Regions from separate parts of the Homo sapiens genome. Here region 1 is linked to region 2. Evidence: chromatin contacts called from ENCODE Hi-C data. All regions are on one chromosome and are shown on one strand. The core of a region is the stretch at or near the end of the contact, and the rest is flanking DNA. Distances in the headings are between cores, read along the strand shown. Region 1 holds the start of ZNF367 (zinc finger protein 367). Region 2 holds the start of SYK (spleen associated tyrosine kinase).

What was found. Hi-C counts contacts between places; a loop is a spot of excess contacts on that map. Pooled maps may share reads with other maps.
Region 1: a map with no recorded cell type shows a loop between it and region 2 (16-fold over the local background). The contact joins the promoter of ZNF367 here to the promoter of SYK in region 2. A Hi-C loop is called at or near these places in 2 of 37 single-sample maps with no recorded cell type and 2 of 50 pooled maps.

What each region holds. Positions count from the first base shown.
Region 1 is chr9:96,415,329-96,420,086 of GRCh38, forward strand. ZNF367 (zinc finger protein 367) reads right to left here and starts at 3,042. Exons shown (of 5, transcript NM_153695.4): 1 at 2,285-3,042. The coding sequence starts at 2,704. RefSeq lists enhancers at 1,609-1,848, 3,323-3,856, 3,857-4,390 and silencers at 2,209-2,448, 2,749-2,888, 2,999-3,658, 3,919-4,188.
Region 2 is chr9:90,799,771-90,804,439 of GRCh38, forward strand. It overlaps SYK (spleen associated tyrosine kinase), which reads left to right and starts at 2,049. Exons shown (of 14, transcript NM_003177.7): 1 at 2,049-2,123. RefSeq lists silencers at 1,798-2,007, 2,028-2,187.

The DNA of each region.
Region 1 (4,758 bases), core at 1,792-4,291, 5.6 Mb after region 2:
AGTGCTTGGATTACAGGCGTGAGCCACCCACCCGGTGGATACCGATCCATCTTACATCTCACTAGGGGATACCTAGAGGCAGCCCAACAGCAACTGTAGCCTTTAGTAATACTCAGCAATACTATCAACGCTTCTATCGTTAGTTTCTTCATTTTTTTTTTTTTTTTTTTTTTTTTTTTTTTTTTTTGAGACGGAGTCTCACTCTGTCCCCCAGGCTGGAGTGCAATGGCGCAATCTCGGCTCACTGCAACCGCCGCCTCCCGAGTTCTACCAATTCTCCTGCCTTAGCCTCCCAAGTAGCTGGGATTACGGGCGCCCGCCACCACGTCCGGCGAATTTTTATATTTTTAGTAGAGACAGGGTTTCACCATGTTGGTCAGGCTGGTCTCGAACTCCTGGACCTCAGGTGATCCACCCGCCTCAGCCTCCCAAAGTGCTGGGATTACAGGCGTGAGCCACCGCACCTGGCAAGTTTCTTCAATTTTTGTTAAAGAGTTGAGGTCTTGCTTTGTCACCCAGACTGAAGTGCAGTGGTGCTATCATGTCTCACTGTAGCCTCAAACTCCTGGTCTCAAGTGATCCTCCTGCCTCAGCCTCCCATGTAGCTACGTATATAGGTGCAGGCCGCCAGATGCGGTCTATGTTGCCCAGGCTGGTCTTGAACTCCTGGTCTCAAGTGATTCCCCAGCCTCAGCCTCCTGAAGGGATCACAGGCATGAGCCACCTCACCAGGCTCTGTTATGGTTTTTTTTTTTGTTGTTTTTTTTTTTTTTTTTTGAGACGGATTCTCGCTCTTTTGCACAGGCTGGAGCGCAGTGGCCTGATTTCAGTTCCCTGCAAGCTCCGCCTCCCGCTTCACGCCATTCTCCTACCTCAGCCTCCCGAGTAGCTGGGACTACAGGCGCCCACCACCAAGCCCGGCTAATTTTTTGTATTTTGAGTAAAGACGGGGTTTCACCGTGTTAGCCAGGATGGTCTTGATCTCCTGACCTCGTGATCCGCCCGCCTCTGCCTCGCAAAGTTCTGGGATTACAGGCGTGAGCCACCGCACCCGGCCCAGGTTCTGTTCTTTCAAATGTTTACTGAGGTGCAGTTTCAAGAGCTGAAGTGTATAAAAACCTATAGTTTTATAACCTTATAATTATTTAATAATAATGCCACATAAAATATATCAATTTCCTCAAAACCCAAACAATGTAGTTTCAACATCCTTGTGACTGCATGTAAAATGATCAAACTCGTTTCAACTTATACATTATGTGCTGATACAGATGCAGTTATCCACTATGTGATTTACTTGTTATCTCTTGCAAATTGCTTATCTTATACAGCCACTTAACAAATGGAACCTGGATATTACCCTTCTGTTAGCACCATTCATTCATTACACAAATATTTTTTGAGCACCTTTATTGAGCATTTACAGAATGTAAGGTAGTAAAGTCATATAGTCTTCTAGATAGAAATACTCCTGGCTCACCTGGAGCTTACAGTCTACAGAGTTCAGTATAAGTCAGCAGAAAGTCACCCCAAACACATGCAGGACTAAAAGCCACAAAACCTCGACCTAGTCCCCGCTCTTCCACTACTGAGCTGTGCCATCGTGGGAAGGTCGCCTCACTAATCACTGTAAGCCCCAGCTGCCTGATCTGTAAAATAGGTTTGAACCAGTGGTAACGACCTTCCCAGCTTTAAGCAGTCGGAGACTGCAAGCAATTTTAGCGTCCCATTCCACTATGTGCTCTCAACACCTAGCAAGTAGTATGCTGGATAAATGAAAGGCAGCGAAGGCACAACTTCAGCCGCAGAACAGGCCCAGAAGTCCTTTCTTGCTCTTCGGCTGTCTCTGCAGGGCATCTTTTAACAGGGCGAGGGCGATCTGCAGTAATGGAGCAAACACTGTGCGCTCCCTGCCCTCTCGCAGTCGGTGGAACAACTCAAGGCCCTCATCCCTCTCGTTTCCTCTCGGAACTGAGGACTCGGCAGCCCGCCGGGAGGATGTCAGTGGCCGTTGACCCGGCCTCCCCAGCGACCCCGGGCCGCGCTCCCGCCCACTGCACCTGCCGCAAGGACGGTCTCCCGCGCCGCTCCCGCCTGTCACGTGACAGGCCCCCCCCGACTGGGGCCGGTTTTTGGCGCGCGGCAGTGACGTCAGCATCCTGTCAGCCGCAGCCCCCGCCGTAGCCGGATCGACCTCGCGTTTTCAACTCCGCCCCGCCCGCCGCACCGTTAACGGGCCCCGGCTGCCCCACGTCCCGCCCGCCCGCCCGCCCGCGCCGCTCACCTTGAGGTGGCCGCTGTCTGGGCTGCTCGCTTCCTCCTCGTCCTCACCTCCCGAGGCGGCGGCGGAGGCCGAGGCGGCGGGCGGGGGCGCGCCCCGGCCACGAAGCCCCGAGTGCTCGGCGGCTGCGGCTGCAGGCAGGGCGGCCGAGGCGGCGGCCCCCGCGGCCCCAGGGCTGAGCGTCACGTTGTGTGCGTTCTCGCCCCAGCGCCACGGGTACACCATGAAGTCGCTGAAGCCGGGGCTGGTGGGGATGAGCGGCGGCGGCGGCTCCGGCTCCCCTCCACCGCCGCACGTTGGCTTGATCGGGGTCGTCCTGATGACCGACACCAGCACCCGCTTCGGGGAGTCGTGGCAGAAGATGACGGGCGGCGGCGGCGGCGGCGGGTTCTCCGCCATGGGCGCCTCGAAGCCCCGGATCATCGCCCGGCCCGACCCCCAGCTCCGGCGGCCCCGGGCCGCACTCCTGAGCACCGCTCTGCCCCTCACTCGCTCTGCTCCGAGTCGCAGGCTCAGTCCTGCCGGCTCATGGCAGACTGACGTTTCCCGGAATCCTGCGCAGCAGCCACCTAACTAGTTGAGCAGACGGCACCGGCGGGCAGGGCTGGACCCCAGCCCCAGGTCAAGCGCGCCCTCCGCTCTTTGTACTCCGCAGCGCAGGCTGCAGGGGTGGGAAGCAGCGGGCGGCCCGGCCCTTGCGGTGACAGGAAAGCAGGACGCGCGGCGCTGAGCCCCCAAAAATAACAACCTGCCGCCGCGGTGCCTGCCCCGGCTTTTCCCGCGTTACATTTCGCGCCTGGGCGGAACCAGTCACCGCGAGGCCGCTGCCCGCTGGCCGCACCGGCGAGTGACAGGCGGCGCGAGCCAATGGCCAGGCCTGGCCTTCTTTCCAGCCGGCCGGGGCGGGGCCGGGTCTGCGCGCGGGTCCTTCCCACCTCGCCATTGGCCGCCGCTCTTATATTTTTTTCTGTCTGGAGGGCCAACAGCGTTCGAAACTCCAGTGGAGCGCGCGGCGTCTCCACTCGCCCGGACACACCCGCCTGCCGCCCCGCCCCGCCGTCCCTCCGCGTGGTTAGTCCGGGCCAGGGAGACAAGGGCGGCGGGGAGGGCGGCAAGAGGGCGGCTGATTGGACAGCGGCGGGGCGGGGTCGGGGGGGGTGGTGATCGTTGGGCGGTGGAGGCGCGCGCCCCGCTCGGCCCCGCCCGCCGTTGGTTGTTGGGCCGCGGTTCCCGCGCGCAGGGAGTTTAAAGGGCTGGGGCCCCGCCGCCCGCCCCGCCCTCGGTCCCACCACCCGCCCGGCGGCTGGAGTCTCTGCTGCCCGAGGTCCTGATGGGCACCCGGCGTGCCTGGTTTCTTAATCGAGTTCCGTCTGCTCAGCTGTTGCACGCTCTGTGAACCAGCCCTGTCAGCACCGCCCTGACTCCTCCGGGCCGATTGTGGGCCTCCGGTTCCCCATCTGTGGAAAGGGGAGAGTCCAGGAAGTGGCCTCCGAAGTCCCTGCGGGCCGCTCGCGGCGCGGAGGCCACAAGAGCCGGGCGAGAGTAGACACTCTCACCCTGGACTGATGCCCCGAAGTTGCCTCGGGGATCTCCCCACCCCGGCGACCCCGCTCTACCGAGCGGCTGCTCCGGGAGTCGGGGCAGCGCCCTACTTTGCTCGGCCCCCACCTGCCCCGGCCGCGTCCTAGTACTCGCGCCGGGACGCGCGGAGCCCCAACGTCCTCTGCCCGCCCCGCCCCAGCCCCGCCTGGCTGGCGCCGACCGCGGCCCGGGTGGGGCTCGCAGGCTGCAGAGGAAGGACCGGGCGGAGGGGTTGCCCGGCTTCCTACCCGCTAGATGTGGCCTGGGGAGCTGCGTTTTGTTCTTGGGAATACAGATTCCCAGGCACCGCCTGATTCGCGGTAGGGGCTCAATAAATATTTGCTGAATGGATGAATGAATATCCATTGGTTAAGGGTTAGGATTGGTAATTAAGTTAGAACACGACTGTATAATAACAGATAACTAAGCTGAATAGCTTTTCTCTCTGTGAAAGACACACAAATGCACAGCTATGACTAAATTAAGCCACAATTGTTTAAAAACAAATAAAGGAAACTGTACTGATATGAACAATTTCAAAAATGTATTTTTATTTTAAAAGGCAAAACAAGCAATAGTGTGATTTTATGTAAAATTGTTAAAGTGGGGAAAATACGTTTTTACTTTTAGACGTACATAAAATATCTGGCAAGATGCAAAAGAAACATGGATCATGGAGGGAAATTGTGTGGCTGGGAACAGAAGTGAAAAGATTTCAAGAAATACAATATATAACTATCTTTTGAACTTTGAACCAAGTGAAAGTATCCTTTTAAGAAATGAAACAGTATATAGCCTCCATTTTCTGGAGGCCTACTACAAAAATAGCATATATGTACTGATACACAATAATACATATGGATGTTTCACAGTTCACTCAACAATTGGGTAAGGAA
Region 2 (4,669 bases), core at 799-3,298:
CCATCTTTTAGGCTAGGCATGGTGGCTCACGCCTGTAATCCCAGCATTTTGGGAGGCCAAGGCAGGCAGATCACGAGGTCAGGAGATCGAGACCATCCTGGCGAACACGGTGAAACCCCGTCTCTACTAAAAATACAAAAAATTAGCCGGGCATGGTGGCGGGCGCCTATAGTCCCAGCTACTCGGGAGGCTGAGGCAGGAGAATGGCGTGAGCCCAGGAGGCAGAGCTTGCGGTGAGCTGAGATGATCGGGCCACTGTACTCCAGCCTGGGCAACAGAGTGAGGCTCCGTCTCAAAAAAAAAAAAAATTACTACATGATACTAAGTAATGCGGAAGGTGACTCAAAGGGGGAAAGGAACACAGCAGTGTAAAGGAAGGAGGTTGTAGATGGATCTAGAATTTCCCCCTCATTTCCATCAGGTGAAAGCCTGAGAAAACTGCAATCTTTGTGCAGGCTGGGTTTGCTTTGTACACACTGGTCCCCTAGTGTTCATCTCCAATAATGCTGACAACTCTGAAAACCATCTGTAGACATTCTGCAGGCTCCATCTCAGGAACAATGGCTATTTTTTCGGGTAGTTGAAGCAAAATTAAGTCCAATGATAAGCAAATATAACCATTATCAAAATCTTCCATTTATGTTTGTTAAAGCAACCTAAGTATGATCTGAGAAGGACTCTGTATTCTATATTTGAGTCCTTGTGGATGAACTGTAACCTAGCTTAATAGGCAGACAAGATTGAAAACCTAATTTAGGAGTATGTGCCTTTAACAATAGCTGAGTCTTGGCCAATCCCAGTGGCCATACTTCAACCATTCATACACTGCTGAGTGTTCAAACTGTGTTCAAAGAAGGCAAAAGCCAACCTGTAACCAATCCAGTTGTTTCTCTGCCTTACCTCCAATTTCTGTATGTCACTTCCCTTTTTTTGTCTATAAATATGTTCTGACCATGAGGCATCCCTGGAGTCTCTGAATCCGCTGTGATTCTGGAAGCTGCCCCATTCGCAAATCATTCATTACTCAATTAAACTGCTTTAAATTTAATTCTGCTGAAGTTTTCTTTTAACAGGTTTAGAAAAAATAATGGCAAAAATGAATGAAAATCCAATAACCCTGGAAGCAGAAAAGGCTGGGGGCTCCAATAAGTGTAAATAGTCCCATCCCTATATTTTCTCCATGGCAATTACAATCCAGCACATTATATATATATTTTTTTGCTTCTCGCATTTTGGCTTAGGGTAAAGCTTTTTAAAACAGGCACTGCCAACCAGTGTTATCAAGAAGGTCTGGATGCCGTTTTGTGGGAACATTTTAAAGAGGAATGTCCAAAAGGAAAAGGGGGATGGGTTGGGAGAAGGGTATCAGGCGGGTATCTCAAAACCATTCTTAGGGCTATAGGTTTAATTTATTTGGTTGTGGACGTCAGAGCCGTCATGGTAAGAAGGAAGCAAAGCCTTTTGTAATAATTAAAGCCTTCAGAAGCAGCGTGCCCCATTGCCCACTAGTGCGCCGTGAAGTCTGGTGTTCACCTACAGGGTCCCTCTCAGCACTGCCCAGGCCTCCCGAGTGCTCCAGCACAGTAGCTTGGAGCTTGTTGGTTTGGTGACCAAGATACACTCCAGGGAATATGCCATGCAGTGGAGTCTCTTCCCCGGCACTGCATAGCAAAAGGAAAGGGCCGCTGGGTGTCTGTGGGTCCTGGGCAGTCACAGAAGCCACCGCGCTGGCGGGGAGGAGGGGGACCGATGCGGTCCATGTCCCGGGCAGCCCCACCTTCTCTGCCTGCGAAGGGCCCTTGTCCGGCGGGAGGAGAGAGGCGCGCCCCACCCGGGCTCCTCTACACCTGCCGCCGCCTGGGCCGATTCCGCGGGCCTCGCCCGGCGCTTCAGCCGATTCCCGCCCAGCTCCGGGCTCATGGGCGCGGTCAGCAGGGCGGGCCAGGGCGGCGGGGCGCGACACTGGGAGGAAGTGCGGGCCGCCTGCCCGGGCGCGTTAAGGAAGTTGCCCAAAATGAGGAAGAGCCGCGGGCCCGGCGGCTGAGGCCACCCCGGCGGCGGCTGGAGAGCGAGGAGGAGCGGGTGGCCCCGCGCTGCGCCCGCCCTCGCCTCACCTGGCGCAGGTAGGTGTGGCCGCGTCCCCTACCCGGCCGGGACTTTCTGGTAAGGAGAGGAGGTTACGGGGAACGACGCGCTGCTTTCATGCCCTTTCTTGTTCTACCTTCATCGGCCGAGGTAAAAGTGCTGAAACCATGTGAATAAAATACAGGTGGGTTCCGCCAGCTTCGCTCCTGAACCTACCCGCGCTCGGGATCCAGAAGCTGCGCCGGGAGAGAGGGGCTCAGGCCTGGGCGGAGGGGACGGAGGTCAGACCGTGCGGAAAGTGACCCGGGCACCCCAGGGCGCCCAGGCCCCCAGGGAGCGCGGAAAGTGCGGTCGCGGCCCGGCCCTCGGGAGACGCGGGATTGGGATCAGGCACAGCGCGAGGAAGTCGATCTTGGAGCTAGAACATTTTCCTTTGGCCATTTACACGAATCCACTGGAAAATGCCGCAGTGTTTATCAAAGTTACTCAAAGTAGAAATGTCCAGACGTCTTATGAGCTTAGACAAATCTTTTACTACAAAAAGAAACAGCAGTTGCATTCAAACAACAACCCTTCTGAACCACTACTAAAATTTAGCATAATTACTCTTGTGGATACATTTTCATTGTCAAGTAATTTACTTAGCCAATGAACTTGGAGAGCAAGAAAGTTTTATGTAGTAAAATGTAAATTTGAGTTAAGAGTTAAGGGTGTTTCTTTTTGTCTGTTTGTCTGTTTTTGGCAATGTGGCTCCAAAACCTTAAGCCCACCTAAAAACTATATAAATGCAATCCATTCTTTTGTTGGAATGTTCAAGGACTAGAAAGACAATTGGAGAAGTGAGAGTTTGAATCTTTTTTTACGTTGGAAACAGTGTTGCAAAATATTTTTTGAGTTTTGCCTGACTTAGCAAAGATTCAGTCGAACTCAAGTAGAGTTCAAAGCATTGCAGCGTGTAGTAAAAAAAAAAAAGAGTTGAAGATGTTGTGCCATATCTGATTCTTGGTATTAAAAATAAAAAAAGGAACCATTTAATCCCTAAGAGTTCCTGGAAGAAATGGAATTGATTCTACCATCTGACTTCTTTGTCTTAGTAGGGACAAATTCATTGCCTTCACACAGGCAGCATTTTAATTAAATGCAACTAAATACATTGATGTCCTCCTTCTCCCCAGTGAAAGTCCGAGCAGTGCATAGATAGAATTATATTTTCTCAAAAAGGCTTAAATACATGTAAATTATTAAGTGTTTTAAGTGAGAAATCTTTGTCAGTTGAAATTATTTTATCAAATCATTTTTGTTCTGAACGGCACTTTTGTTTTAACGTATTTAGAAAACTCTTGCATTAAAACAGAAATTGATTTGTATTATCCCCTGTATTTGAAGTGCACTTTAAAGTGTATTTGAATGAGAGATTATAATCAAATTACTTGATTTGTGTCTTATCCTCTTACTCTTCTACCTTGGATTTGAAAAGGTTGGATTTGAACACTAGGAAAAAAGAGATTTTTCTACTGAGGGATTGTGGGAAGATTTTTTTTTAAGCCTCTGTATTTGAAGTGAAATATAAAATAGGATTTTATAATAGTCTTAATAACTAGAAAGTTTTAAGCTAGGATAAAAATGGGGTGTATACTTTAGGTCTTTATCTTTCCTGAGAGATGAAATTGGTAGAAACGTTATTTTATTGCTAGATTTCACTTTAGAAATGAATCACCCTGATCTTTGTTAGGCCCCTATTTAATATTCTAAATGCAGGTCTAATCTCTCTGCTTTTTTTTAATGGAAGACTTCTTAGTAGAACTTCACTTATTTAGCACATTGTTTGCCCATGGTTATAATCCAATATGCTTGTGCCAAGACGTATTTTGGAATTCAAGCTTTTTCAGAATTTGGAATTAAAATTTAGAATCTAAATTTCAGAACTGAGAAAGACATTGCTCAGAATTTAGAAAGGTAAACATACATGTTGACCCTGCTGGTTACATGCCATTCCAATATAGTCTGGAGAGAATCCTGTAATTCCATGCATTAATATTTCTGTACTTTTACATTTAAGAACATGAATATTCTCACTAAGTGGAATAAATAAAGACTATAAAGAGCTGTGTGTCTGTTTAGAGCAGGTGTTATCACTACGAGAGCTTCTCTAAGACTTACCAAAAAAAAAAAAAGTGTTGTTTTTCAGAGCTTTTTAGAGCTGCAGCTGAGGGACTGAGTCTGTATTAGACTCCACTGAACTACGGTTTGCTTTTAAAAGGAAAGTGCATTTATGTTGTTCAATACTTCACACTTTCCAGTAATTAGAAGGGCAGTTCCTCTCTCTTTAGGGAGTCTTAAATAGCAAGATTTTACTGAATTTTCAATCATACCGATCAAAATAGAGGTACTTCAAGTAAGAGTGGATGTCTCATCTTTGTAATATAATTTCAAACAGCATAGTTTCTGACAGTCTACCATTTTAGAGAAACAGAGCAGAAGTTACTTACAGGAGGGGTTACTGTCACCCTTTACAGCTGCAGTCTGTCCATGGAAGAAATATTATTTCCTGTTAACTTTGCAACCAGCTGGGTTTGTGTCAGTT